Linked DNA regions of Homo sapiens: region 1 is linked to region 2. Evidence: read pairs that join two places in POLR2A ChIA-PET (ENCODE). Cell type or tissue: PC-3. All regions are shown on one strand. Links, peaks and the distances in the headings refer to the core of each region. The heading gives the core; the rest is flanking DNA. Region 1 overlaps SRGAP1 (SLIT-ROBO Rho GTPase activating protein 1). Region 2 overlaps SRGAP1 (SLIT-ROBO Rho GTPase activating protein 1).

Evidence for each region. Peaks named below come from ENCODE experiments on the same cell type or tissue, not always from the same donor. Only the 100,000 strongest peaks of a DNase experiment are listed, where the experiment ranks them.
Region 1: POLR2A ChIA-PET joins it to region 2 with 7 read pairs; 9 of 35 experiments call an interaction of 5 or more read pairs at or near these places.

Annotation. Positions count from the first base shown.
Region 1 is chr12:64,030,595-64,040,556 of GRCh38, forward strand. All of the region lies in intron 4 of SRGAP1 (SLIT-ROBO Rho GTPase activating protein 1), which reads left to right. Among named protein-coding and RNA genes, the nearest start is that of KICS2, 190 kb to the right of the region's middle. In PC-3, for the core only: no CTCF peak of the experiment used is centred there; no DNase peak of the experiment used is centred there; H3K27ac peaks cover 456 bases.
Region 2 is chr12:63,849,238-63,861,555 of GRCh38, forward strand. The region is part of intron 1 of SRGAP1 (SLIT-ROBO Rho GTPase activating protein 1); the gene reads left to right. Among named protein-coding and RNA genes, the nearest start is that of SRGAP1, 11 kb to the left of the region's middle. In PC-3, for the core only: no CTCF peak of the experiment used is centred there; no DNase peak of the experiment used is centred there.

The DNA of each region.
Region 1 (9,962 bases), core at 4,528-8,527, 180 kb after region 2:
AAAAAGATGACTAATGCCCTGATTTAACTTAAATGTAACCATCAAAAATAGAAGCATGTAGCATATCTGTAAGTATGTCAGCCCACACAGACCAAATAGCTCCTGGGTTTTCCTCCTTAATGAGCACTTGCTGATTGATCGATAATCAGTTTGGGAGCTAATTAAAGTCACTAGAGTAATAGATATCCCTGTATAAGGTTCATCAATTTAACAGTGTGCTAGACAGACTATAGGGGCATTGTTCATTTCTAGATATAATTTCTGTTCAGCAAAGCAGATGAGTTATGGCCTTGGAGCCCATGGAGAATTCCCGGAGGAATCTTATATCCCTGGCATAGCACAGTGGACTCCTTGCTGTCTCAGGTCAACAGAACCAGAAGGAGATAATTAGTACAATTTGTTGTTATACTGGCTTTTTCTTTTGGTTAAAATTTATCTGCTGGCTGGGCATGGTGGCTCATGCCTGTAATCCCAGCACTTTGGGAGGCCAAGGTGGGTGGATCACTTGAGGTCAGGAGTCCAAGACCAGCCTGGCCAACGTGGTGAAATCCTGTCTCTACTAAAAATACAAAAGTTAGCCGGGTGTGGTGGCAGACACCTGTAATCCCAGCTACTTGGGAGGCTGAGTCAGGAGAATCACTTGAGCCTGGGAGGAGGAGGTTGCAGTGAGCCGAGATCACACCACTGCACTCCAGCCTGAGCGACAGAGCAAGACTCTGTCTCAAAAAAAAAAAAAAAAAAATAGCTGCCATCTACCCTGACACTGAGAAGTATGTTATATATGTTTCCCCAAATAATAAATTCTTACAGAATTTAGTTACTATGAGATAAAAATTTGAAATCATGGATTCAATATCAGTAGAATTTTAGAGTTAGAAACGATCCAAGAGGGCACATAAACCAACCACCTCCTTTGTAGGAGTTACATAAACCTTGCCCTAGAGTCACACAGTCTCTGCATGGGAGACTGAAGGCTCCAACAGAAAATAAAAACTGGAATAACAGTAAGGACACTGTTTTCATATACTACTCCTAAATGTCATCCTACACTATTTCCTCTGAGCTTCATCAGATATTCTCCTTTTAAAGGATATATTAAAATTCTCTTGAAAGGAAGCCTTCTGCACCCAGAAGTTATGTGATCAATTTTTCCCTCTATGATCACGCCTCTACTTTGTACTTTGTCTTTCATCCTACACTTTTCAAAGTGCCTGAGGTATAAAGTTAGATTTGATTGTCTCCCTAATTTTGATCCTGTAGAGAGACCTCATGTTGTCATGTTGTCATCTCTAATAGATGAGGGTCAGAAAGGCTGAGGTTACAGAGTTATTTTGCAGCAAAGCCAGGACCAAAATCCAGGTTTGTTGTTCATAGACCTTTCCATTAAAAATGCTACTCTGTAAATTTACTAGGGGCAAAATCTCAATATGCTATGGTGTTGCAGGACTTTTCCTTAGTTCAACTAAAGACAGGGTTCTTTGTCCCATGGCCATGAAAATTTAGGCTCACAGACAATTTGAATGGTGAGTAAGACAGGGTTTTATTTGGTGAAAAGGAAGAAAAGGGGGAAACAGAACTCTCCCTGGGACAGTGTCCCATGCTCCAGTGCTTCTCCCACTGGAAGACTGAATCTCAGGTTCTACACAGGAAGAGGAGGGACCAGCTCCTTCCCACTGCAAAGGGCCTAAACTTGCCGAGGTTCCATCCCATGGGCAGGCCAGTTGGCGTTTCTCCAGTGACCCCCTCCCACCTGGCTGTGTCAATGGTAGTATGAGATACTTTCATTTTTTTACAAATAGTTAAAAACTCTGCCTCATCAGTCAGATCTCTGGGCTGAGAGAGATCCTGAGTTTGCCCCACCATTGGATTGCTTTGTGGGTCAGAAGAGAACTGGTTTATCCAGCAGCCAGGCATGGAGCAGGCCTGGGCCAGCACAGAGTGACCCAAGGCAGTGCCTTGACCAGAGCCACGGACCTAGCTCTGCACATAAGTCCTGCCCCCGACAGCTGACAACAAGCCCCCACAGTCACTTTTTAAATTCTGGATGACGTGATTTCCTATTACAAACAAGTGAGATGAGCTTTCAAAGCAAAAAAAAAAAAAAAATTCTGCCTCATGTTTCTTCACTTATTATTGATCTTGAGCACATTTCAAACATTTCTTTAGCCTGTCTGTGAATTTTCTGCTGCATTATTTGACCCATCTAAATGTATGAGTATCAGTGCTTTTACTTTTTAGCAATGTACATATTTTCATATAATATTAATGTTATTTTTGCATCAAACATTTTATCTACATTACCTTTTTTAGTCATTTTTTATCATTATACAAAGTATGTGTAGAGGGAAACATCACACTGTACCCCATAAATGTGTACAATTTTTTTGTGTCAATTACAAATAAAAATATTTTTTAAATCCCCAAAAAAGAAAAAAAATGCCGCTCTGTATGATAACTCCTGAAACAAAAGTATTAACACTACAGTGAACAGAAGCTGATTATTTCTGTGATGTTTCTTAGCTTTATTTCCTCCCTTTGCATATGTGTTCTCCATTTTTCCCTTTGTTTTACTTAGTCCCTGCATCTCGTTTGCCCTGTCATTTGGTTACTTGGCAGTCCCTAGCCAGCAGGGTGCAGAGTCCCAGACAGTGTCTTTTGTTCAAAGCATTTGTTTGGATTATAAATATAATTTGATGATAAATTCAAACTGTTATGCTGATTTCATTTCAGTGGAGTCACAACGTATCTCAAATTTCCTTTGATAAACTTGCCCTAAAGACCGTATCTCATGCTATTTAATTGTTCACCTTGGTCTATTTGCTCATTCTAAAGAGTTTTGTGGCCAGGTGTGGTGGCTCATGCCTGTAATCCCAGCACTTTGGGAGGCTGTGGTGGGGGCGGATCACCTGAGGTCAGGAGTTAAGACCAGCCTGGTCAACATGGTGAAACCCCATCTCTACTAAAAACACAAAAATTAGCCCAGCATGGTGGCGAATGCCTGTTATCCCAGCTACTCTGGGGGCTGAGGCAGGAGAATCGTTTGAACCCGGGAGGCGGAGGTTGCAGTGAGCCGAGCTCATGACATTACACTTCAGCTTGGGTTACAGAGCGAGACTCCATCTAAATGAAATAAATAAATAAATAAGACTGGGTGCGATGGCTCACGCCTATAATCCCAACACTTTGGGAGGCCAAGGCAGGTGGATCATGAGGTCAGGAGTTCAAGACCAGCCTGACCAAGATGGTGAAACCCCATCTCTACTAAAAATACAAGAATTAGCCACTCACAGTGGCAGGCGCCTGTAATCCCAGCTACTCAGGAGGCTGAGGCAGGAGAATTGCTTGAACCCGGTGTGAGGGGGTAGTGGAGGTTGCAATGAGCCGAGATCACACCACTACACTCCAGCCTGGTGACAGAGTGAGACTCTGTCTCAATAAATAAATAAATAAAGAGCTTTGCTAAAATTCTTAACATATTCACTGATATGGTTTGGCTCCGTGTCCCCAACCAAATCTCATGTTGAATTGTAATACCCAGTGTTGGAGGTGGGACCTGGTGGGAGGTGATTGGATCATGGGGGTGGTTTCTGATGGTTTAGCACCATCCTGCTCGTGCTGTCTCATGATAGAGTTCTCACAAGATCTGGCTGTTTAAAAGTGTGTAGCACCTCCCCCTTTGCCCTCTTCCTCCTTCTCTGGACACATAAGACATGCCTGCTTCCCCTTCACCTTCCACCATGATTGTAAGTTTCCTGAAGCCTCCCCAGCCATGCTTCCTATACAGCCTGCAGAACTGTGAGTCAATTAATCCTTTCTCTTTATAAATTACCCAGTCTCAGGTGGTTCTCTATAGCAGTGCAAAAGCAGAGTAGTATATAAATGGAAATATTGCTGATTTTCTTCCTTTTACCTCTATTAGAAACAACAATCCCTCCAATCATGGAAAAATTATGACCTGTTATTGAAATGAATTATTTAATGGCATTCTTTTCAAATATCAATAGCTGACATTTACTGTGCACTTATATGTCAGCCTCTTCTGTGCTCTTCGTATGTGTTAACACATTTTATCCCCCCCACCACCTTAGGCAGTGAGTAATATTGTAATTCTGATTTTACAGTAAGGAAATTGAGGCACAGAAAGGTTAGGTTACTTGCCAAAGACCTCACAGCAAGTAAGGGCAGAGGCAGGATTTGAACCCAGGCAGTCTGTCTCATGAGTCGGAGCTCTTAACCATGAGTATGCTACTACTCAAACTGAATTGTCCTATAAATGCTGCTTTGCAAGTGTAATTGAAGTTTTGTAAACTTTGCTTTCACTGATTTATGAAGAGCCACATTGGCCCAGGGAGAGAAGGTGGGTTTGTGAAAGTTTATCATTGTAACAGTCCTGCTGGCCACTCATGACCTCAGGGATCAGCAACTCTTTCAGCCCTGATGCTGGGAACAAGAAAAAAAAAAAAAAAAGAAAAGAAAAAAAACTTTCTGGTTTCACTTGCAGGCCTTAAGTGGGAGGTGGGGGATGGGATGGGAACTGAGAAACAGAGACATCCATTGTAGGTGTATGTTAAGGGCTGGCTTCTCATGCCTTTATATCCTTTATATAAATGAAATATATTATCCATTTTTTTCTCTCCCTAAATGGGCTTCCAGACTTAAATATAAGCTGATTACAAAGAAGCCTGGGAATTTTTCTCTACCTAATTCTCACTCAGCCTACCCTGAAGTCCAGCAACTGCCCCTCTCCCACCTCTGCATATATCCACTTCCTATTTGTAGTGCAGTAAGAGTAGGCTGGCCTTTGTGTCACCCCTACTGGGGAGAGATTATGTCTTTCATCTCTAGTCTCAAGGCCTAGCACAGTGTCTGGTATTCAGACACTCAGTAGCTGTTTGGTGGATGAATAAATAAAATCAGTATACATTGCACCCTGAAACCTGGGCTAATGTCTACCTGATTCTAGAGTAACTGTCACCATACATTGAAAAAGGCGCTAATTATAAGAGGTGTGTGTAGACAGGCCAAAAGCATTTCCAAAGTGTGAATTCAGGAGTGTTTTATAAATGTGTGTCTTTGCAGTCGCCTCCAAGGCCATCCTTACTGATATATTGTTTTAGTTTTTATGAGGTTTGTGCTAGCCCAGTTCTCAACATGAAATAGCAAAAAGGCATCTGTTGGTCTGCTTTTATTGTACCTCAGTTCTCTCTGCTGCTTTGCCTTTGGGAGACAGTGGCCTGCACCTATCTGCTTAGAGCCTGGATATGAAGGCCCAAAGCCTGCACTGTTACTTCTACATCATACCTTAGACACTGTCAAGAATCATAACTACCCACCGTGCTGTGTGCTTACATTCTGTCATTTCATCCCCATTTTACCTCGAAGGAACTGGAGCTCAGGGGCATTAGGAAACTTGCCCACTTAAGAATTGATGGCACTGGAACTCAAATCCAGGTCTTCCTGGTTCCAGAGTCTGTGTTCATCAGCGGGTTTGGCCAGGTATACTAAAGAGCAAGAAGACTGGAGATTGCAGATGTAAAGATCATGGCACACGTGTCCTGAGTGCTCTTTTTGAGGGAATTCCTGCCCACTACCACTGTCTCAAGCCGCCAGAGAGACAGCTTGCCCAAAGAGAGGCTGTGACCTGGAGGGAGGTACTGTGGCTGTGTTAGGTTCCTGGGGTTCAGCTGAAGGTGGCCCTGGTGGCTTTCCCCACGCACCTGAGAGTTTCCTGGGAAACAATGGGCGTGGGCTTCCAAGGCTGTGGTATTACCCCAGTGGTTTGGTTAGTCTGGCACTTGCAGAAATTCAGCTACAGTTAGAGTCCTCTTATGTATTGATTGTAGAAAATAGATCTTTATCTTAGGTAGTTGATAAGAAACCCAAAGAATGTAGTTTCTCAGAAGAGCTTTTAGTGATTAATGGATTTAGTGAAGCAGCAGGCTATATAGAGTTAGGAAATATTGTCACTAACATACTGTTTTTCATCTCCCTTCCCTGCCAAACCACCACATCATTTCTTTTCTGAGAGGCCATAAATTCCAACACTAACCATATTTCACAAATGACTTAGAACTATTTGTCATCCCATTAGTCCAATCCCAGGTATTTATTGCTGGTGCTATTTTGGAAGCCGAGGATAGAAAAGAACAATGCCAGATGCATTGTAGATGTTTAATAAATATTTGTTAAGTGAATAAATGGATGGACAAGCTTACTATAAAATGGGTTCTTATCCTTCATTTGATTCTCACCTATTTTACTCATACTGTATATGAGACAGTTTTAAGAATCTGAAGGTACATAAACATGACTGGTACCCTGGCTCTTCTTACAGGACAGTCCACAATCTGGGTGGTACACAGAGATCTGTGACATATAGCTAAAGTGCTATGTGCTGAAGACTCTGAATGAAGAGCTGTCTTGAAAGACAATACTTGTCTTGGCAATCAGAAGAATAAGATCCCTCTGGCTGAGAAGCCAGGGAACACTTAGCCATAGGTGAGATTTAAGCTTGCCATGGAGAATGGGTCAAATGTCAAAAGGAGGAGGTGCTGGGGGACAGCAGCTCAGGGACTTGCTTGGGAGAAGCTGCAGAGGCAGGAACATATAAATTCTGGGGAGGGAGCCGTGAGTGACTGACTCAGAGTGGTACACAAATTGCTGCTTGGATGGGTGTTGGGACCAGTCTGATAGCATTGAACTCCATGGTAGAGGGAATCATGTCAAGTTTAAGAAAAGGTCAAAGAGAATGGTAACAGGGAAAAGGCCTTATAACTGTCATCGTGGATTCTTTTTCTTATTGTCCATTCCCTCTTCCTCCGTACTAAATGAAGTCACCCCAAGCCATCCTGCATATCTCCACCATGTTATTACTAAGACACTGCTTTGACCATACTGTCTGCAACACTGTGGATTCACCAACACCTATAGAATACATTATGCCCTTCTTAGTGGGGGTTTCAAGACTCTTTGGCCCATGCCAACTTATCTAATCTTATCCTTCAGCTTGTTACCCAACCATCTACTTTCCAAGTTCTTCCCTGGACCCCTTCTCTGCCATCTTGGTCTGCTCATGCCCACCTCACCTGTGTGCTTTCCCGCATCCCTGCCTTATTAGAACTTTGCTTGTACCATCTTTCTAGCCTGGATGCCCTCCCTTCATCTGTGCCCATCAGAATATCAAAGGCCCATTTTTTAGTCTCCAAAATTTTAAACTCTTAGAAGATGGAAACCAAGTATTTCTTTTCACACCCATCAGTGGGTTATGGGTGGTAAGCACCAAGCACATGTTGAATACATAAATATCTTTCATCCTCTCTTTTCCTCTATTCCTACATATAACTAAGAGTGACTGTATCCCTTAGATAAAGAGGCCTTCCAATTGTATGATACTTTAGACTTTCCAAAGGTTATGGCGTAGCAGTCCCAAACACCTCATCTGAAGCCAGGCTGTCTGGGTTCCCACCATTGCTGTGCCAGCTGTGTGACCTTGGACAAGTTACATAACCTCTCTTTGCCTCAGTTTTTTCATCAACATAAAGGGAAGAATAAAGGTACTTATTTCATAAGAGTTTCTAGAAGGATTAAATATGTTATTCGTAAAATGCTGAAAAGTATGTCTAGCACATAGTGAGCATTATATAATGCTTGCTAAAGTAAATTATACGTATATATGTACATATCTGTATATATTGTATACATAGATATATATAGTAAATACTCAATAAAATTTAAATTAAAAAAATACACACACAGGGACACACAATTTGGCATCCATGACGACCTTGTAAAGTAATCAAGAGGCATTAAATAATTTCCCGACACCTAGTAATTGTAGATCCATTCCTGGGATCCGTGTCTTCTAACTTTTGAGCCAGTAGTCAAAAAGTAGAAACTATATCATTAATCTATTGATCTCTCCAACACATATAGTTTTCAGATATATAGTGATTTCTTAACACGAAGCATTAAATTTGCTACAGGTATTTTTATTATTTTGATTTAAACTATAAGAGTAGTGTCAGATACATGATATGGCCATGTCAGTAAGAAAAAAATATTAACTTCTGTGCAAGTTATCATATAGGATATCCCAATCTCCTAAGGAAATTCATGACGTGGGTCGTTTTCTACTTGACTATTTTTTCAGCAGTTGAGGAAAAATGGAGCAAGAAAGATAAATTAGGTGTATTGAATGGAGAATTATGCATGAAGTTTTAGTAGAGAAGAATTCAAACAGGAAAATATGCTATGGGAGTACATTTACATGGCTATATGCCTGTCAGGTCATTTGGTATGCAAAGGCTTGTGTTTGCATTAAGCTGGTGGAGAAGCTGTTATTTTCTTTGCAGTATGTATTCAAAATGCACCTGTAAAAAATAAAAGCTTTCCTTTACTTCTCTGAAAAAGAAAGAGAACTGTCTGTTATTTTAAACACAAAATACATTTGACTTCTGTCAACAGCTTACATTTTAAATAATGCAGTTTGTACTTGCATTCATTATCTGCAATTAGAGTTCTCGAAAAAGCTTTTAGCGTTTATCTCCCCAACTTTTAAAATTCATTCACTGTAACTGTTAACATTTTAGTGAATAGTGGAAACCCTAAGACAAATTGGAAAACTCAACAAAGAAATTTGCTTTCCGGAAATTACCACCGAACTAGGTAGAGAATACTCAGCTATTGTGCTGAACCACATTATGATGAGATACACTCTTTTCTTTCCAGCGTTAGGTCAGACTCAAATGTTTTCCTTTTAACCCACACTAGTCAGTAAGGAACACCCTGCTGGCAGTCAGCGCAGTATCCTTTCTCTCAGGCTTAGTTTGTGCAAACTACCTGTTTATACTAGTCCTCAGTGTCCAAGTCAAGCAAGAGTCAGAAGTTCAGATTTTTTCTTTGCGATAATTTATTTAAAAGAAATATTTCTCAGATACTCGGGGTGGCCTGAGGTGCCTTTTCATCCAAGTGTAATGAGAGTCACATGTTCTCATTTCCTCACTCCTATTAGCAAGAATACAGACAGCTGAGCAACGTGTGTGTGTGTGTGTGTGTGTGTGTGTGTGTACACCCTCTCATTTTAAGATATAACTGGAACCAAGACCCAAATATAATAGTATGTGGGTTTGCTTCAGGCAGGGAATAACAAGAGCCAAGCCTAGAAAGAAATGCAAGGTGTGTGTAGATTCGTTGACCTTTTGCTGTTTGCCCAGCTGCGGGGTGACTCCCTTTTCATTTCCCAGCTGCTCAGCTGCTTCCTACTGCTATTTTATTTTGCTTTTAAACTGGAGTAGCCAACCAAACTTCTCCCAGACAGGTTCAATAATTACTAAAAACAGACAACTTTCCAATTACACACGGCTCAGAAAAAGCTGCCAGTGCTTTATATTTTAGCCCTTACTTTGTTCTGGCTCTGTAATGCCTTTAACATGATTTACCAGCTTACATTTTTAAGGAAAGCCATCATCAGATTTTATGAAAATAAGTAAAGGTTCTTCGTTAACCCCATGTTTTACCCTTCAAAATAGTCATCTTGAGAACATGTGTTAAGTTGAACCATAAGAAAATGCTGATTTTCCACCTTTTTAATAACCTACAGAAACATCAATTTCATATGGATTAACCTAAATAAATATATTTGTTCCAGTGATGCTTCCAGGTCTCAAACTATTTAAAAACTCATCTCTTGAAATGAGAAAAATCAAATTCATTACTTGAAAACATTGCATTATTCTCAACTTCTTAGACCTTAGTTATAAAATTGGCTCTGAGTAACGTGGTTATTTCCATATGAAATGAAGTCTGTCTTCTGGGGATGAGAATTTGACATCATTTATAATAAAGTACTGCCACAAATGCTTAGCACTGGGTGCCGAGTTCGGGTGTGCTCCTCGATACATCCTTTGCATTGGAGTCATCACACCTTACATGTGTTGTTTCTTTTAAGGAGCATAATTGTGCTC
Region 2 (12,318 bases), core at 3,912-7,911:
TGGAAGGGATTGAATAATTGGCTAGCAGAAGGTTTTGAATTATCTGTGGACTTTAGTGATCTATGTAATTCTTGTATTCTGCAGCAAAAATATTGTGGAGCTACACATATGGGAACAATAAAGACTCATAAAGACATGTTTTATGAAGTGGAACTTATAGATGAGAGGCTGTGTTTGTTTTTAATAATGCATGTTGCTAGTTGCTAAGAATTGACAGTTATTATTTGTAGTATTTTCCTAGAGATAGCACCATATTTATCTACATGGAATATGTACAGGGAGTGCCAAGAAAATCTGTTGTTCTTTGACCACTCTGCAGCCTGACATACAAATAATACATTTTAGTAGCAGATGGAACATGAGGAAATGCCAATTTGATTTGGTATGGCCCTGCATCATGCCATAGCAATATGGAACCTGTGTCTGCATCTTACATTCTTTCTTCAACATAGAATAGGAAGTGACAGCAATTTAAGTTATGAATTAAAACTTTATAGCTGGGAGGGACTTTTAACATTTTTTCTCCAACCCACTCATTACATGATGCAGGGAGGCTTAATGACAGAGTTGCACAATTAAGACGTACCTGGGACCAGAACCCAGGTTATCTTCTTTTCAGTAGCGATAATTCACTTGTAGATTCCTCACATAGTAGATATCTAAATAGGAGATAGAACAGTTACCTATTGAGACTTTACATTCATTGAAGGAGTCATTGTTGGAACTAAGAGAGCAAGGAAACCGTCGTCTGTGAACAGGAGTTAATTACATTGATTAACTCTAACCAAGTTGTTTTTTTCACCAGGACCATTTTAAGAGACCACAATACCCAGGCAGCAGCTTCACAGGGTGGCCTTTAAGGTCTAGAAAAACAACATGGTTAATATGTACAAATATGATTTGCCTGATGTTTTGGTGAAGCTGATTGCGCTACTGCAACAAGGCCTTTACAGTGCCCTGAAAACCCGGTTAGTTTCATGAACTTCAGAATATATTAAGGGATAGTTTTGGAGAAAATTTTGAGCAAAGCATGACCTTCTGAAACACATGAGGGCTGGATTATAATACAGGGTAGTAAATCTCAGCTCTGACAATCTATATTGGTTTGTTTACTCCTGTGCTATGTTGACCAGTTTAGGAGCCAGACAGCTTCAAGTCTGTTCTAGGTTTTAGAGTCTTTGTAAATTGGCCAATTTTTTTTTTTTTTTCTTCAAGACAGGATCTTGCTTTGTCACCCAGGCTGCAGTGCAGTGGGTGAACAAGGCTCACTGCAGCCTTGACCTCCTGGGCTCAAGCGATTCTTCTGCCTCAGCACCCCAAGTAGCTGGGAATATAGGTACACACCACCATACCTGGCTATTTTTTTTTTTTTTTTTTGTAAAGATAGGGTTTCGCCATGTTGCCCAGACTGGTCTCAAACTCCTGAGCTCCTGCCTCAGCCTCCCAAAGTGCTGGGATAATTGGCATGAGCCACCATGCCCGGCCAAGGAGAGACAGCTTAAAAAATTTTATTCATGCTACCTATTTTCACTTCAATTCAAACAACTAACAAAATAAAGAAAAGGGAATAAATTGTTTGTCTAATTAGTCTATTTATGCTTTAGCAGTTTGAAGGCAGAATTTTGGATTAGAGGATGGGCATGGTAGCTCATACCTGTAATCAATCCTAGCACTTTGGGAGGCCGAGGCGGGTGGATTGCTTGAGCCCAGGAGTTTGAGACCAGCCTTGGCAACATGGTGAAATCTCGTCTCTACTAAAAACACAAAAATTAGCCGGGTGTGGTAGCATGTATCTATAATCCCAGCTACTCTGGAGGCTGAGGCACAAGAATCACTTGAACCCAGAAGGCAGAGGTTGCAGTGAGCTGAGATTGTGCCACTGCACTCCAGCCTGGGCCACAGAGCGAGACTCCATCTCAGAAAAAAAGAAGTTTGGTTTAGAGACAGTTATGTAAAGGTAATTTTGTCAGCTCAGAACTACTTTCTAATTTATTGACAGCATTATCTACTCTCCCCTGTTGATATGTTAGACTGGGAAGAAACAGAACATGGTATTTAAAACCAGGAACTCTGGGCCAAGCACGGTGGCTCACACCTGTAATCTCAGCACTTTGGGAGGCAGAGATGGAAGGATCATTTGAGACCAGGAGTTCGAGACCAGCCTGGTCAACATGGCGAGACACCATCTCTAATTTTTAAAAAATAAATAAATAATAAAAAACCAGGAACTTCGGTGTTAGCAGTCTAGCCTTGTCACTGATTAGTTGTGTGATCTCTAAGAGTCAATTTCTTCATCTGTAAAATAGGGATAATAGTAGTACTTACCTTGTTGTCTTCTTTTCTTTCTTTCTTTCTTTTTTTTTTTTTTTAGACCGAGTCTTGCTCTGTCACCCAGGCTGGAGTGCAGTGGCGGGACTCTCAGGTTCAAGTGATCCTCCCACATCAGCCTCCCAAGTAGCTAGGATTACAGGCATGCACCCCCATGCCCAGCTAATTTTTTTGTATTTTTGGTAGAGACAGAGTTTTACTGTGTTGGCCAGGCTGGTCTCGAACTCCTGACCTCAAGCAATCCACCTGCCTCAGCTTCCCCAAGTGCTGGGATTACAGGTGTGAGCCACTGCATCTGGCCTCCTTGTTGTCTTTGTGAGATTGCAGTGAGGAAAACATTTATCACAGGCTTGGCACATAATAGTCAACAAATGTTAGTCATTGTTATCTCTTTAATGCTGGTTTTCTTTCTATCTACTGTATTTATTTATTTATTTTTGAGACAGGGTCTCGCTCTGTTGCTCAGGCTGGAGCACAGTGGCCCAATCTCGGCTCAGCTCACTGCAGCCTCAACCTCCCCAGGCTCAGGTGATCCTGCCACCTCAGCCTCCTGTGTAGCTGGGACTATAGGCGCCTGCCATCACGCCTGATTTTTGTATTTTTTGTAGAGACGGGTTTTGGCCATGTTGCCCAGGCTGGTTTCAAACTCCCAAACTCAAGTGATCCACCTGCTTGAGCCTTGGGCCTCCCAAAGTGCTGGGATTACAGGCATGAGCCACCTCGCCCAGCATGTTGTTCTATCTGCTGTATCTTGTTGCATTCTGATTTAGATAGGTTTTTTGAAATTCAAATACGTAATCACTAGTCTTTTTACCAGAATGAATTCCAAAGTGGACTAATCTTGAATTATCCTAAGAGAGTGCCATGTGCTTTTAGAGTGGAGTGGGTTTCATGGTGGAATTTAAAAGGGAAATAGAATAGACAATGCATACAGATTCCCAGCTCATTATAAGGTGGATTTTATATTTTGTCATTATTTTTCATGCAAGTGCAAGTAACAAAGCCTAAAAGCACATTCCTGGCCCTGGGCTGCCACGTATTTAAGAATAACTTTTGTTTTAAATTGTCTCTACCTCTGTTCAGTGATGCTGTATGGAAAATGAAAACTGTAGTTCAGTCAGTGGATTTGACTTACCTGTGGGTGAAAAAGATTCTTATGACATCAGATAAAGTCACTGCCTTAATCTCATAGTCTTGAGAAAAGTATTTTCTTTTAAAATCAATGTAGGAATGAAAATTCCACTTATGACTGCTAATTTGCTTCTGTTTCACTAGAAAGCACTTTGATATTAGAAATCATTGTCTGTGCATCTCCCACACGCTTTAGTACAGGGCCTCATTAAACATTTATTACATGAGAAGAGGAATAATTTGGAATAATAATTCCTTTATACTGCAAATAAGCATGGTGATCATTCAGAATTATCTAGGATGTCCAAACAAGTATTACCGCAAAATTTTTTTTTTTTTTGAGATGGAGTTTCACTCTTGTTGCCCAGGCTGGAGTGCAATGGCAAGATCTTGGCTCACTGCAACCTCCGTTTCCTGGGTTCAAGCAATTCTCCTGCCTCAGACTCATGAGTAGCTGGGAGTACAGGCACCCGCCACCATGCCCGGCTAATTTTTTGTATTTTTAGGAGACACGGGGTTTCACCATGTTGGCCAGGCTGGTCTCGAACTCCTGACATCAGGTGATCCACCCACCTCGGCCTCCCAAAGTGCTGGGATTACAGGTGTGAGCCACCGCACCCGGCCTATTACCACAAAATTTTAAGTTGAATTCAAATGGTTTATAATTTCTTTAGAAAGTCACTCAGCTGGAAACATTCTAAATGTCCAACAGTGGGGAATGGTTAACTAAATTCCACTGGTAAATTGTTAACTAACTGTATACATGCAATGTTATGCAGTCTTTACCACTGGTTTTTGAAGAACATTTTATGATGTGGTTAATTGTTTTTATAATAATTGAAGAAAGACTGTAAAATGGAAGGTGAAATAATAATTAAAGATAATCATAACCAGAGCTAACAGTATTGAGCACCTACAGTGAGCCAGTCACCATTGCTTTGCATGGGCACCATGAGGGATACACTGAGTTGTGTATGTGCAAAACAAGCTGCAATGCACGGGAGGAGGAATTTCTGCTTAACTTTCCTATTTAGTATAGTTAGTACTTTCTGTGTCTTTGGGCCACAGTATACCTGGCCTTTGGTAAATTTTCAGGCTAAATGTAAGAATCTGACTTTCAACTCCACCCTCCTTGAGTACAGGAGTGGGCAAGGTAAATCCAAGCAAAGCTTAGCCTCTGGATTGAACCTCTGATAATCAGATTTGTCCATGGGACAACCAAATTTCTCATTTGTTTACAACTCATTTATATACTTTGGTTTTTCCTTGCTTTGAGCTTAGTTGGCATGTGTGTTTGGGAGAGCAAGCTTGCTTCTTTGCTTGCTTGCTTTGTGAAATATACATACAAACAGGTACAGAAAATGATTATTTACAGTTTAAAGAATAGTAGCTTTGAATACTTCAGTGCTAGCCACCCAGGTTAAGAAAGAAACATTACCAGTGCCTTAGAAACCCCCATGGAATGTCCCTTTCCTAGCAAATCTCCCTTCATTCCCACTGCCACTCTTAGTATTAATAATTCCTTTGTTTTCTGTAAAGCTTTACTGTCATTTTGTAGCTTTCTTTATAGTTTTGATTAGGATGCATTCATATATCAAGAATATAGGGCCATTTGAACACTTTCTGAATTTTTAATAATATTGATGAATTGGTGTAAATTTTAAAAATTGGAATAGTAGTGTTTTGGCATGTATAACAAATCTTTATCTTTTAAAGATACATGCTGAGTAATAATGGATGAAATTAGGACATCTGGGATTTTCTTGAAAGTAATCTTGGGGAGGGAAGAAATACGTAGGGATACAGATAAAATACAAAATGAATTGATAATCCGTGGGTGCACGAGGTTAATTATATTATTCTCTTTATTTTTGCATATGCTTGAAATTTTCCCTAATAAAAAATTAATAATATGTATTCTTATGACTTCAATTTTATACTCAATATTATTATGTTAAGATTAATCTACCTTAATGTATGCAACTATAATTTCACTGCCACACTGTGTGCTTTCTCTGGTGCATAATATTCCAGTGCATAAAAAATACTACAAGCTATTGATTCATTCTATATGACATTTGAATTATTTATAGTTTTTTTGCTATCATGAATAGTAATAGTGTATAAAATGCTGTAGGTGTCTCCTGATGTATACGTACAAGAAGAGTTTCTCTAGGTGTACTTGCTGGGTCACTGGGAATGTGCATGTTCATCTTTACCAGGTAATGTCAAACCTTTCTCTTATTAGCAGGGGAGGAGAGTTCCACAGCCTGAAAAACACTTAGCATTGAGCAATGTGCTAGTTAAAGAAGAGGCTAAGCTGTTATAATAAAGAGAACCCCCCAAACAGTGACTTTAAACTAGAGAGATTTTTTTCTTTCTCGGGTAACAGACTGGAGATGTCCAATCCAGGCCAGCAGGACATCTTTGCCCCATTATTAAGTTTCCTTCCATCTTGTGGTTCTGCCATTACCTAGATAAATGAACTTGTCTACTCTTTGAAACCAGATTTTAAGTATTTCAGTGTTTCAGCTTGTAGGAAGGAAAATCAGCCTTAAGGAGCACATGTCCACGGTTTTCAAACCCAGCCCTTACTAGTACACATAATTTCCACTTACTTAACCAGTGGGAACTTAGTTACATGGCCACATCTTGCTGCAAGGGAAGCTGGGAAATATAGTCTCTCTGGATGGCCCTGTTTCTAATTATAACTTGATGGTCACAGCATGAAAGAAGAGATTTTGGTGAACAAGCAGCAGTCAACATGAAAAATGGTGTTTTTTTTTTTTTTTTTTTTTTTTTTTTTTTTGAGGGAGAGTCTCACTCTATCAGCCAGGCTAGGGTGCAGTGGCACCATCTCTATGGCTCACTGCAACCTCCACCTCCCAAGTTCAGGCAATTCTCATGCCTCAGCTTCCCAAGTAGGGACTACAGGCGTGCACCACCACACCCGGCTGATTTTTGTATTTTTTAGTAGAGACGGAGTTCCACCATGTTGCCCAGGCTGGTCTTGAACTCCTGGGCTCAAGTGATTGCCCTCCTTGGCCTTCCAAAGTGCTGGGATTACAGGCGTGAGCCACCATGCCCAGCCAGAATTATTTTCTCTTCCTTTTTATTTTTAATTTTTGTGGGTACACAGTAGGTGTGTATATCTTATTGATTTGTGAGTTTTGTTTTGTTTTAGTATGTTCGTGATGTTAGTCTCTTGCCAGTTATATCTGTTGCAAATATCTGCTCCCAGTCTGTAGCTTGTGTTTTCACTTTTAAAAAGATCCTCTAGGCTGGGCTTGGTGGCTCATGCCTGTAATCCCAGCACTTTGGGAAGCTGAGGCAGGTGGATCACCTGAGGTCAGGAATTTGAGATCAGCCTGGCCAACATGGCGAAACGCCATCTCTACTAAAAATACAAAAATTAGCTGGGCATGGTGGCAGGCGCTGGTAATCCCAGCTCCTTGGGAGGCTGAGGCAGGAGAATCATCTCAACCCAGGAGGTGGGGATGAGCCAAGATCGCACCATTGCACTCCAGCCTGGGCAACAAGAGCGAAACTCCGTCTCTAAATAAATAAATAAATAAATAAATAAATAAATAAATAAATAAAAAGATCCTCTTAATAAATAGAAGTTGTTCATTTTTAATCTGTTCACATGTATCAATTATTTATATTTGGTGTTTAAATAATCCTTCCCCACTCTAAAGTCAGGAAGATACCTGTCTGTGTCATCTTCTAAATGTTGTAAAATTTTGCTTTCGGCGTATGTTTTTAATTCATCTGAAGTTTTTTATTTTGTGTGAGCTAGGAATTTTGTTAAAGTTCTTTTCATTTAAATGACCTTTCTTGGGTTCCATGTGCTAATAGTCTTTTTGAAGAAATGATATGCTAGCTGCTTCTGTTTTGATGAAAGTTTCACATACGCAAAACTCTATTTTTGGACACTCTATTGTGTTCCGTTGGTTAATTTATTCTTGCACCAATACCAATCACACTATCTTAACTACTATAGCTTTGTAATAAGTCTTTATGTCTGGTAAGCTAAATCTTCCTTCTGTCTTCTTTTTCAGAAGTATCTTCTGATCTTGCTCCTTTCTCTTCCAAGTAAATTTTAGAATTAGTTGGCCTTCCATTGAAAACACATTGGCATTTTGATTGGAATTGCGTGAAATTATAAATCAGTTAGGGAAGAATTGGCATCTATATATTAGTTCTTCCTACCTGTGAATATGAGTATTCCTCCATTTATTTAGTTGTTTTAAAATATCTTTGTGTAAAGTTTTATGCTTTTGATATTTTTGTTTAGATTTATATCAGGATGCTATTTTTATGACTAATGTTCATGAGATCTCTTTCAAGAGTGTTTTCTACTTTCTATTATGCAGAAATGCAATTTACTGCTTTTTTTTTTTTTGAGATGGAGTTTCGCTTACCCAGGCTGGAGTGCACTGGCGTGATCTCGGCCCACTGCAACCTCCGCCTCCTGGGTTCAAGCGATTCTCTTGCCTCAGCCTCCCAAGTAGCTAAGATTACAGGCATGCTCCACCACGCCCAGCTAATTTTGTATTTTTAGTAGAGATGGGATTTCTCCATGTTGGCCAGGCTGGTCTCGAACTCCCGACCTCAGATGATTCACCCACCTTGGCCTCCCAAAGTGCTGGGATTACAGGTGTGAGCCACCACACCTGGTCTGCAATTTACTTTTTTTTTTTGAGACGAAGTCTTGCTCTGTCACCCAGGCTGGAGTGCAGTGGCATGGTCTCGGCTCACTGCAACCTCCGCCTCCCATGTTTAAGCAATTCTCCTGCCTCAGCCTCCAAAGTAGCTGGTATTACAGGTGTGCACCACCATACCTGGCAACTTTTTTTGTATTTTTAGTAAAGACAGGGTTTCACCATGTTGGCCAGGCTGATCTCAAACTCCAGACATCAAGTGATCCACCCGCCTTGGCCTCCCAAAGTGCTGGGATTACAGGCATGAGCCACCGTGCCTGGCTGCAGTTTACTTTTACATAGCCACTTTGCTAGTCTGCTATTTCAAAGAATTTTTTCCCTTGTTTGGTAAAAAAAACACTCATTATTTATAAATAAAGATGATTTTATTTTCTCATTTATAAGCCCTATGGATTTATTTTTCTTATATTTTTGCCCTAGGCAGAATTTCCAGTACAAAATTAGTGAAAGTGCCAACCTTGGCATTCTTGTTTTCCATTGAGAAAGGAATGCTTTCAGGCCCCTCCTCCCTTGAAGAATGATGGTTGTTTTCAGTTTATTATAGATACTCTTTAATAGGTAAAGTGCAAATCTTTTGTATTCTTTGCTTACTTGAAGTTTTAATCATTAATAGGTGGTTGAATGTTACCTTCTTTTTCTTTTTGAATCTGTTGATATTATGTTTTTTCTTCTTTACTCTGTTAATGTGATGAGTAATATTTATAGATTTCCTAATATTTAACCTTCTTTGCATTAAGGCTATCTTCGTTGTATTTTGTGTGTGGTGTGTGTGTGTGTGTGTGTGTCTGTCTGTCTGTATACACCGTTGGATTCAGTTTGCTAATATCTAGTATTTTTGTCTTTAAATTCTTGGGAAAAAAACAGACCTATGATTTTACTTTTTAATAATGTCGCTGTCTATGTTTTTTTTTTGGAGGGGAGGGTGGGGAGATGGGGCTTCACTTTGCTGCCCAGGCTGGTCTTGAATTCCTGGACTCAGAGAATTCCTGGGCTCAAACAATCCTCCTGCCTCGGCCTTTCAAAGTGCTGGGATTACAGGCATAGAGCCATCAAGCCTGACCACGAATCTGTTATACTAGCCTCACAGCGTGAGTGAGGCTATTTTGTGGAAGATTTTGAAACTTTGAAATATTTCTTTCATTGAGAGTTCAGTAGAACTGTTTATCTGAGTCTAATTAGTTTCCTTGTATGAATAATTTTTAAACTGCTAATCAGTAGTTAATCATTTTATTAGTTACAGGATTATTTGTGCTGTGTATTTCTTCTCATGTCAGTTTTGATAAATTATACTTTTCTTTTTTTGAGATGGAGTTTCGCTCTTGTTGCCAGGCTGGAGTGCAATGGCGCAATCTGCTCACTACAACCTCTGCCTCCTGGGTTCAAGCGATTCTCCTGCCTCAACCTCCCAAGTAGCTGGGTTTACGGGTGCGTGCCACCATGCCCAGCTAATTTTTGTATTTTTAGTAGAGACAGGGTTTTGCCATGTTGGCCTGGCTGGTCTGGAACTCCTGACCTCAGGTGATCCACCCGCCTCGGCCTCCCAAAGTGCTGGGATTACAGGCGTGAGCCACTGTGCCTGGCCGATAAATTATATTTTTCTAGAAATGTATTCATTCTGTATAAGATTTAAAATGTATTGAAATAATACTGATGATAGTATTCTCTTATTTTAAAAACATAGGCTGATCTGTAATGAATTAAAAATATATTATTTAAAAATATTTATTTTTGCCTTTTCTTGCTGAATCTTAAAGTAGTTTGTCTTTTTTGAGACGAGGTCTTACTCTGTCATCCAGGCTGGCATTCAGTGGCTCATTGCAACCGCCACCTCCCAGTTCAAGTGATTTTGGTGCCTCAGCCTCCCAAGTAGCTGGGATTACAGGTATGCACCACCATGCCTGGCTCCTGGCTAATTTTTGTATAATTAGTAGAGATGGGGTTTCACCATGTTGAACAGGCTGGTCTTGAACTCGTGGCCTCAAATGATACACTCGCCTCAGCCTCCTAAAGTGCTGGGATTACAGGTGTGAACCTCTGCACCTGGCTAGTTTATCTGTTTCTGTTGGTTTTTCTTCTCTGTTTTGTGAATTTCTGCTCTTATCTTTACTATCATCGTTTTCATTTTCATTGAATTTATTGTTCTTTACCTATTTTCTTAAGTTGAACACATAGCTCATTCTTTTTTATCCTTATTTTCTAATATAAGCACTTAAGATAATACAGTTATTTTCTATAATATAAACGCTATTACTAATATAAGTATTTAGAATGTAAGCATCTTTTAAAATGTAACACTTCTAACATAAACACCTTTTCCTCTTTTTAACATCAGCATGAAATGGAATACAATTCCTTTTCTAATATAATCATTCTTTCTAATATGACTGTTTCTTCTAATGTAAGCGTTAACCCTAAGAAAGGCATCTTTTCTTCCCTAATAAATATTCATGATAATTTTCCTTAAACTACTACCTTTGCTGCATCTCACTAGTTTTGATATGTAAAGAATTAAGTTCTAAAAATGTTTTAATTTTCATAATAATTTCTTCTTTGACTCATGAGGTGTGTGTGTGTAAATATATGGTATTTCCTTTTATTTTTCTGGGATGGGGTCTAACTGTGCTGCCCAGGCTAAAGTGCAGTGGCGTGATCTTGGTTCACTGCAACCTCTGCCTCCTGGGCTCAAGCAGTCCTCCCACCTCAGCCTCCTGAGTAGGTCGCTGGGACCACAAGCATGCACCACCACACCTGGCTAATTTTTTGTATTTTTGGTAGAGACAGGGTTTCACCATGTTGCTCAGGCTTGTCTCAAACTCCTGAGCTCAAGCAATTTGCCTGCCTTGGACTCCCAAAGTGCTGGGATTACAGGTGTGAGCCACCATGCCCAGCCTGGTATTTACATTTTTTAAACAGATACATAAGACTATTTTATTTTTTCCTTTTAATATAATTACATTATGAACTGAGAGTAATAGTGTTTGAAATTAGTTGGAGGTTGTTTCCCCTTTTTCTGTTTTCTGCAGGAGTTCATGTTAGATTGGAATTATCTGACTCTTAAATGTTTAGTAGAACTCATCTGCAAAGTCATCTGGGTCTCACATTTTCATCAAGGAGAAAAAAATCTCATTGTGTTCAAATTTTCTGATTAACTGACATAAAATTGTTTACAGCATCCTTTTATCGTCTTAATCTCTGCATTATTTTCAATTAGGCCTCTTTTCTGTTAATAACAAATGTCTGTGTATATATTCTCTCTTTTTTCATTGATTGACTTGCCAGAAGTATGTTTATTAGTCTTTTCAAAGAACTAGGTTTTTGCTTTATTGATTTACTGTATTGTATTTTCTGTTTCATTAGTTTATCCTATTATACTCTTCCTTTTTCTTCATTTCTCTCTTTCTTGCCCTCTTTTTTTTTTTTAAAGAGAAAGGGTCTCGCTTTGTTGCCCAGACTGGAGTGCAGTGCTTTTCACAGGTGTAATCATTGTGCATTATAGCCTGGAACTCCTGGGCTCAAGTAATGCTCTCACTTCAGCCTCTTGAGTAACTGGGAGTGCAGGCGCAGACCGCCAAGCCTGGCCCTTTTACTTTTCTCATGGGTCTTTATTTGCTGAACCTTTTTAAGGTTTGTATTTATTTTCTCAGTTATTATTTTTAAAGTTTTTTATTTAATTTCTCAGTTATTATTTTTCTTTTCTGATATAAAAATAAAAGGTTGTAAAATTTCCTCTAAGTACTGCTTTACCTGCATTCTGTAATTTTTTTTTTTTTTTAATAGAGACAGGGATTCACTATGTTACCAAGGCTGGTCTTGAACTCCTGAGCTCAAGCAATCTGCCCAGCTTAGCCTCACAAAGGGATGGTAGGCATATATATATATATATTTTTTTTTTTTTTTGAGGCAAAGTCTTGCTCTGTTGCCCAGGCTGGAGTGCAGTGGCACATTCTCAGCTTACTGCAACCTCCGCCTCCCAGGATCAAGCGATTCTCATACCTCAACCTCTGGAGTAGCTAGGATTATAGGCACCCACCACCATACCCACCAATTTTAGTATTTTCAGTAGAGACAGGGTTTCACCATGTTAGCCAGGCTGGCCTTGAACTCCTGACCTCAAGTGATCTGCCTGCCTCTGCCT